Linked DNA regions of Homo sapiens: region 1 is linked to region 2. The links are chromatin loops, found by intact Hi-C in ENCODE. Cell type or tissue: HepG2. All regions are shown on one strand. Each heading gives the region's core, and the rest is flanking DNA. Links, peaks and the distances in the headings are about the cores only.

Region 1 (4,408 bases), core at 133-4,132, 200 kb before region 2:
GGTAGTTTTGGGCATTTTTGTTTTGCTTTGCTTTTGAACAGGCAAAATGATTTTGCCTAGTGGTGGGGTTTAAACTTTATAAGATTTAAGAGTGATGAAAGGATACTAATCTTATTGGTCATAATATTTCAGTAAATAAAACCCTTAGGCACTGGTAATGAAGTACATGACTAAATTAATGGAAGAGAATGGTGAGTCCAGAAATAGAAACAAATACTTACTAGAATTTAGCATGTGATAAATAGTGCAGCATTGATCTGGTCTTAAATTCTGAGATGAAATTCCCTTTAGAAGAAAACTGGTAGTGTTTCAAGATTCAGTGGATTTTGAGTGAGCAATAATTTGCCTGTTGGAGAATATTATAATTTTGTTCCATTCTTTACAACAGGCCAGGATGGGTAGTATACTTGTTTCAATGCAACTGTTTTTTCTAATTGATATATATATAATTATATAGCTATAAGTAGTCTCCACATTTGTATTTATAACCAGATACCCAGGGCACACTGTATGTGTGACATTTTTGCTTAATGCAGTATTCATGGGTGCCCAGAGAAACAAAACCATTACATTATTATCTTTTAAAAAAGGGTTGATAGGTGAGGCATTTAAAAGTTCTGGCTAAAATAAGGTTTGGGGATTATTAACGGATTTAATTTCTGCAAGCCAACTCCATGACACATTACCATGGCTAGCTAAGCATTAACTGGATTTTCCATCCGTTTCCCATATTGTTGAGCTCAACCTCAACTTTTCAGCTTGGGCAAATCCCTTAACCCCTGTAAGCCTCAGTTTCTTCCCCTGTCAAATGAAGGGGTTAGGCGAATTGATCCCTCCAGGCCTTTCTCACTCAAAGCTTCTGTTATTCTGGGTACAGCAGCTCGTTGCCACCCTCTGTTGCACAAAACATAAGGTAAAACAAAAGGAGAAGTGTGCTTAGCTAAAAACAATGCAGACATTGTAGGTAGAGTAGTTACCAGTTTAGAACAATGGTTGCCAGTCTTTCTTGAAACTGCGGTTCTGTGCCAAAAAAAAAAAAGTATGCATCTCAATATTTGTAAATACACTTACTTATAAATTCTACACATGTATTGCTATATGTGCTTATATATGTATTAAGGTATACTGTAGTAATGAATTATGTTCATTTTAACACATCCAAAAAATATAAAACTGTAAATCCTAGCATTTTCTTCCAACACTTCAGTGGGTCATCTTGCATATCCTCTAGAATGACTGGTTTAGAGACAGAATTAGTTTGCTCTTCAATTAGTATATTTAATAGGGAGCAAAACTGGTGGAGCCCAGAAGCTTTTTCAATTAATCTGTGGGTGAGGGGTAGCCAAGTATGCTTGAAAAGAAAAATCTTTTTTGAATCTGAAGTCAGAAAACCCTGCTCTGACGATTAGTAGAACACTAACGAAAATGCCATTTCCCATCCCCAGGGACTTTTACCACTATCCTTGCCTCTTAATTCTTCATGCCTTATTTTCTACACATGTTAAATAGAGTTCATACTACATCCCCTATAAACCTCACAGAGTTATTGTAACAAAATAGATTTTATATGTAATGTATATAGATTATATATAGTAACAAAGTAGATTATATATAGAAATCTATATATAATATAACCTCTATATAATATAGATTATTATCTGTATATAATATATACAATGCATTATACAAATGGGAAGTATAAGAATTATTGTTACCAAATGCACAAATAGTATACATTCTAATCCAGTTTAACCTTCTACAATTGACCTGATTCTTACATACACATAAACCTAACCAAAGAGTACCATATACTGTATCCTAAATTGATCAAGGTTCTAATTAGGAAAAGGAACAGGGAAATTAAGTTGAAAAGCCTTCTGAGAATACTGTTGAGCTTCTCATCTTTGTAACACATTTTATTCCTGGGTAGTCAATAGATATTTTAGTGGCAGAGCCCCCCTACCTATTCTGCTTACACCCTGCTCCCCGTGCCACTCACTCTTAGCCACTCTCCTCCAAAGTGCCCCACCCTGGCAGTATTGGGCTATCCCTTCTTGGGCACTGTCCCACGCTCTGATAAAACTTATCTGCCCTGTGATCCATTCTTTCAGAACTTTGCCATCTCCTCACTAAGAGAACAGTATCCATGTGCAGATGGCATAAATGCCATTTATTGATGACAAGTTAATGTATGACCTCTGGCCAGGTGTAAGCCTGGGCCCATGAAGCAAGGACTACAGCATCATTGGCAACTGTCCTTCCCCATAGTCAAGTAGGACCCAGCAGGAACCAGTTATTGCTTCTTGAACTCAGGAGTGCCCCCTGCTGGGATCCTACAGTGTTCCCCAATCTTCCTCGGTGTCAACCTCTGTGCCTTGAAATTGATGGCAGCTGACATTTATTAACCACTTGATATGTGTCAGGTTTTATTGTAAGTGCTTTAATTCATGTTTTAATTCATACAATCACCACAACAATCCTGTGACACTGAAATGATATATCAGAATGGAAATCAGCTGACTATCAGTCCTGGATACAGGTTTTATTAATATCCCATCTTGACATTTTGAAGGTGAAGAAATATGCTTTTATTCGACAAATATTTTTGAGCTCCTACTATAACCCAGGCACTGTTCTAGGCCCTGAGCATACTCCTATAAGCAAAACACAAAAACCCCTGCCTTCATAGAGCTTAGATAACTGTGAAGTTAATGAAGAAAATTTTTTGGCAGTGATCTTAAATCAAACCAGACAGTGAGCTACTTCCCCTGCTGGGCCTTGCCTGTCACAGCTGAAAAGCTGCTTCTCAACTTGTGTGGAGCTATCAGAGTTATAGTCATTGGACTGGCAGTCCAGCTGCTCTCATAGATGGCTTCAGCTCCAGCTTCATTTGCACCCCTGTGGGCACTGGGAGGTGAGTTGCCAAACTTCTTCTCTCATAAAGGCTCCAAGAAGTGGGCTGGGACAACGCCAGAAGAGTTCATAATTCTGTCTTTACCAGCTCTGTGGACAGAGGAAGAGTGCCGACGCCAAAACGTTAAAAAAGTTATAAAGTCACTTGGAAAGAGCTTAAAACAAAACAAGTACACTTTGCAATGGAAATTTCCAGCTACATGTAAGAATTTACTAAAGACAGAACCTCAACTTAGTTTTAAAAAAGAAGGCAACTTCCCTTTGTGAATTAGGAACAAAGTAAATTAAGATCTTGATCTCATGGGTACTCTATTTATAAAGAAACATTCTACCATTAGCATTTTGACAGGACTGATGTGGCCAGCTGTGATGAGGAAGCATTGTGTTTGTAAACTTTACCTCCAGGCTTTTAACATTCAAATGTCCCTTTGAACCTTGGAAGGCTACTATCTCAGAGAGAAAAAGCAGAAAATCAAATAACTAAAGTGAGGGCACATCAGAACTGCTGGGACAGCATGGCCTTGCTAAGGAAGGTAGGCTGCTCTGGGGTCGCCAGTGGATGTTGAATAATTTGCAGATGTAATTTTCTAAACTGTGATGTGGGGTCAGGAGGGGGATGATGGTTGGGGGGACTAGGGTCACCCTAACAATGTAAACATTATGCTGCTATCTTTGCCCTCGTACTCGATTTTTATTTCTTCTGGTAAATTATAGTGTCTTATATTTTTCTGATTTTAAAACAGTACATGGTTAGAATAAAAGAGCAAGCATGGCAAAACTAACAATCGAAGGTGACAGTCCCTCATAGTGTGACAATGCATTCCAGTTTGTCCAGGGCAGTCATAGTTTATATCTGTTGTCTTGGTGTAATTATTAGTAGCAAATCCTTCATTTTCAAAGGCATCTCTGTTTGTACAATAAATTACATGTTACTCTATTCATAACCTACACCCCAGGCAGGCTTAACTATGGTTAACTCTTTCAGTCTATTCTCAAAATTCACCCTTGCCTACTAAATTCAGGAGCTCCGAAAGGTGTTTCACATGTGCTCAAGAGCATAATCTTCACAATCACTGTATGACGCCCCATCTTTCCTTCCCTGAGATTTGCTCTGGCAGTGTGCAGCATCTGTGCGGCATCTATGAAGGCACTCCTGCAGCCCCTCTGCTGCCCCTGTTGGCACTGGGCCACCTCCTTTTACTGTCAAAGCCAGTCAGCCCCACCTGCACTGATGACGCAGTAACATGATACCTCCAGCGAACCAAATCCACTCAAATTGCTGCCAATGAGCCAACTCTTTCTGCTCCACGAAGTCATAATGAATTCTCCAATGAAGTAGGGCACTTTTCATGGTGCATTTTATCAATGTAGTGGCACAGCATGCCAAAGATTTTCATTAAAATAAAAAGTAAAAGAAAAAAGAAAAATCTCTTACAGATTTTTTATGAAAACAGCCCTTTCAGTGTTCATTCTCAGGCTGCCTTCTTAGTTGGCT
Region 2 (4,408 bases), core at 80-4,079:
TATGTGTATATAAATTATATATGTATATATGTATATATAATTTATATACACATATATGTATACACATATGTGTATACATAAATTATATATGTATATATAAAAATATATACATATATATTTATATAAATAAATAAATAAAATATTTTTTTTACAGATAAATTTTTTACAGATAGGGTCTTGTCATGTCACCTAGTCTCATCCCAAACTCCTGGACTCAAGTGATCTGTCCACCTTGGCCTCTCAAAGTGCTGGGATTACAGGCTTAAGCCACCACACCTGGCGACAAGAACATTTTCAAAATAATATTGAGGTCATTTCAAAAAGGATGATACAAACCTACGCTTTATTTGTAGTCAATGTAAACAGCTGCTCATACACACACACACACACACACACACAAACAAAACCAACTTAGTTAATGAGCTGGGTGTCAAGCTTCTATGTAGCCCGACACATTTTAGCACATTTACTAAGTTGTGTTTCTATATTTAGGAACACTAGATACAAACAGGTGACGAGTGACAGAGCTTAGACTGTGAAATGGCCAGCGCCTACAGAATCAGTGCTGCCGAAATGCCATGCTTTGAAACTCCATTCTGGATACCCAAGAGAGAGACATTCAATATTCAACAAAATCGAAGAATTTGAAAATGGAAAATCTCTCGGATGTTCTGAGAGAAAGCAAATCCTGGGGCAGAGTCATAGGATTTGGATTTAAGCCTATAGCTATATAATAAAGAAATAAGTGCAAAAATAAAAACTTGGGCAGGAGGTTTTTAGCTGAAAATCCTAATTCACCTCACAACACATTATGGTAAAACACTTGCTTCAAGCTGATCAGAAGTTATGTTCTATCTTGCACCACGCAATTTGGTAGTCTCTAGCCACATGTGGTTATTTAAATTTAAACTAATAAAAATTAAATGAAATTAAAAATTCAGTTCCTCAATTGCACTAGCCACATTTTAAATTACTCAATAGCCACACGTGGCTAGTGGTTACCATACTGGAAAGTGAAGATAGCGAACATTCTTGTCAATGCATAAAGATCTATTGGACAGTACTGCTCTATATCCTTAAAATATGTAACGCAGCTTCTAGAAATTTCTACATTCTCATAAAGGAATAGTGTAGTTCACACAATGGGAGGATTTGCCTCTTTAGATGAACGGTAGAGACTGGATTGAGAAAATCAATGAATGTGGCAACAGAGAAGGGGTCCTGATCAGGGACTCACCCCAAAGAAGTGTGAGGCAGGCAAAGGAAGGAGCCCAGCTTTAAGCCCAACGTCTACTCTGAACAGAAAATGTCCCTGTGGAAATGTTTTTCATTTTCTTGGGAAAAATAAAAGGCACTAGAATTTTTTGGCAGTCACAAGCTAAAAGCAAAGGATGTGAGACAGCAGAATTCTAAGATAGGAAGGTAAAGTCCCACTTGACTACCAAATAAAATTAGAACTATAGGTACAGCTTGACTCAAATTCTACACTTCAGTAAAGGGTGACAAGAAATGAGAGCCAAATGAAAAAAATTCCATTTGTATTTATCTTTATAAATATAATGATGTGCTTAGTCCCATTTGGTGGCAAAGGCATGGAGCCTGGTGTAATCCCTAAGTAGCCTCCAAGGTAGGCTGAGCCAATTCATAAAAAATATTCATCATCCAAACAGACACCTAACGTGGCAGAGAGGGACAGACAAAGCATGGGGCAGCTCTGGCTTCTCTAACAGAGACATTTTACTTGTTTTGCTATCGGAAAATATATATATAGCTGCGTATCTCATATTTTACGGAGATAAACAGTTGCCTGTTTTTTTTTTTTTTTCCCCTCAGAGCATGCTGCCCTCTACAGGCCACATGGATATACACATATGTGAAGATGCATAAATAGGGTTCAGTTATATCCAAATAGGATCATTAGTAAAGGTAAGATGAAAAAGAGGGGAGGAGGTTGGGTATATCTGCGTGTCTAAAAGGCTTTAGAATCAAGATGAGAAGCAATCAACATTTATAAGCCTCTGATAAACTTTACCTCTTCAGCCGACAGACATATAAGAAATTATAAACAGTAATATAGTCCTATCATGCCGTTTTCCCTGAGAAACTTAAAAGTATGTCGACAGTCATTTTTTCTTTGTTTTAACTAGGGAGGAGAGGCTGGGGAAGAAAGAGAAGGAAGAATGGTTGACGTGGTTTGATGCCTTTTCCTAACATCTCCAAAGTACATCAGTTTTGATCTAAAACTTATTAAAACTCAGTTCTAAATTAGCAAATAAAAGCCAAAGCATTTAAAGAAGTACACATGATTTTATCCCTAAAAGTTTAATCTTTTAAGCCCTGGCTTCAGTGAAGTAGTTAAAATCTGGCCTAAGAAATGAGAACTACCCTTCATCTTTACTTCAAATCGATTCTTTTGCAATAGTTGTGCCATAAACACACACTCACACACACACATGCACACTCACAGCTGGTATGTTTATTGGTTTAGTCACTAAAGGATTTAGCTGGACAAACATCACAAAGATGATGGCTGATTTAATTGAATTTATGATCAAATGTTTTCTATTGCAGGAAGAGTGGGAAATCACTTATGGGGAGATTTGAATAATTTAAGGGAAGTTCTCTATTTGGCATTATGTTTGTATATCAAGTCTTGAGGGATTAAATACAGCTGAGGACTAGCAGAGAATTCACATAGAGATACACAAAGATATGCTGTATAACAATATAATGAGGGCCAGAATATTGATCCCTTTAATATTTCTATTCATTTGTCTCATTTATAGTCTGAGTAATAATAACCACACACACACACACACACACACATATATATAAACTCTATGAGACTTCCATTGTAAACCAATACTAGATTTTTCTGAAATCCCAAAGATGTTGAAATGATTTTAAAATATTCTTTCAGAGAAGACAGAAAAATAATTGTGTTGGGAGTTGTGTATGTGTGTGTTTCAGGCTTTTCAGTGCATTTTTGTTGTTGTTAAAGACATAATGAAATCTGTTGTTAAAGTAAATGTCACTGCCATGATGGAAATAACCGTTTAACATGGGATCTGTGCCTTAGGGTATGGATGTGGCTCAGTGTCTAAAAGAAAAAGGCCAGTTACTTTCAGAATCCCCTTCCCATTTTCCTCACCACAACAGATATGGCATGGCCATGCTCCCAGCCTTTATTCATTGTGTTTTGAGAGATAATTCATCTACCTTCCCCCTTTAAATGCTGTAAACAGCAAGGATAATTACTTTTAGTCTCACCTCTGAAATGACTGGGCCAAATGGATGCCCAGATCCCACACATCTGGCTTAGGGTTATCCATCAGTTTGTGTACAGGTTATATTACAAGAAAAGGTCCAATAGACATTTGAACTTGGTAACAGTGACCTGTCTATGGGTTTCTTTCAATCTAATTTGGAAAACTGTCTAATAAAATGTGTTTCAAGACTAAGAACAAATCACAGTATTGCATTAATTATGTACAACGCTATTTGTTAACACACCACTCTTAGGAAGAAACTGTTGAGGAAGGGGAAATCTTGTTTTTACACAACAAGCATTAAAAAAAAAAAGTTTTGGTGACCAAGCAGTTCAGCATGTGCCCCTAAGAAGGTAAAAAGAATATTCCAGAAGATGTCTGGGGACTCTATGTAGGAGTGGTATCCATGTTCAAGAGTAATTGCTTATTCGGAGCTGAATGAAACGCTCTCACTGGGAGGTAGGACAGGGAGCACTGAAAAAGAGAAGGGAGGTAAACTAATATTTGCCAAAGGACTGTGTCTAGTAAGGTACCCAGTAATTTATACCCTTACCTTACTTAAAGATTAAACAATAATCCTGCCAAGAGGTTATACAAATTGAAAAGCTGAGGCTCAGAGAGGTTAATGAGCTTCCTGAATATTACACAGCTCAGTAGTGGAACTAGGGATGAACCTGGTTCCTATGCTACCAAAGATGATGCTGGCTCCAAGCATTTAATTGCTATTTGTGTCAATAATTAGCTTGTGCAACCTTCCTTCCTCTCTTCTGTTTTTTTCTTTGCTATGTCAATACTATTTATTGATGGTATATTCTTAGGTCAGTAAGACCACTATGTACACAACATGTTAGATGCAGGTGTTAATAAGAATACTCTAGGAGCTCTATCCTCACAATGAATAGAAATTGAGCCCCAGTATTATAAAGTCTCCCCAAATGAAGAGAGGGATATATTGTTTCATGAAAATCAAATAAGTAGAAGGTGGAATGGGTAACAGTGGATACTAGGGATGACATTGTTGTTAAAATCATCTCTTTCTTAGCTAGGGATGGTGGTAGGTACTTATAGTCCCAGCTACTTGGGAGGCTGAGGTGGGAGGATTGCTTGAGCCCTGGAGGTCAAGGCTGTAGTGAGCCATG

The links. Hi-C counts contacts between places; a loop is a spot of excess contacts. Peaks named below come from ENCODE experiments on the same cell type or tissue, not always from the same donor. Only the 100,000 strongest peaks of a DNase experiment are listed, where the experiment ranks them.
Region 1: it touches region 2 in a loop (4-fold over the local background); 3 of 110 quality-filtered maps call a loop at or near these places.

Annotation. Positions count from the first base shown.
Region 1 is chr7:91,286,345-91,290,752 of GRCh38, reverse strand. It overlaps LOC124901695 (a long non-coding RNA gene), which reads left to right and starts at 3,321. Exons shown (of 2, transcript XR_007060425.1): 1 at 3,321-3,446. In HepG2, for the core only: a CTCF peak has its summit at 2,315 (motif pointing left); no DNase peak of the experiment used is centred there.
Region 2 is chr7:91,086,988-91,091,395 of GRCh38, reverse strand. The region is part of intron 12 of CDK14 (cyclin dependent kinase 14); the gene reads right to left. Among named protein-coding and RNA genes, the nearest start is that of FZD1, 180 kb to the left of the region's middle. In HepG2, for the core only: a CTCF peak has its summit at 1,855 (motif pointing left); no DNase peak of the experiment used is centred there.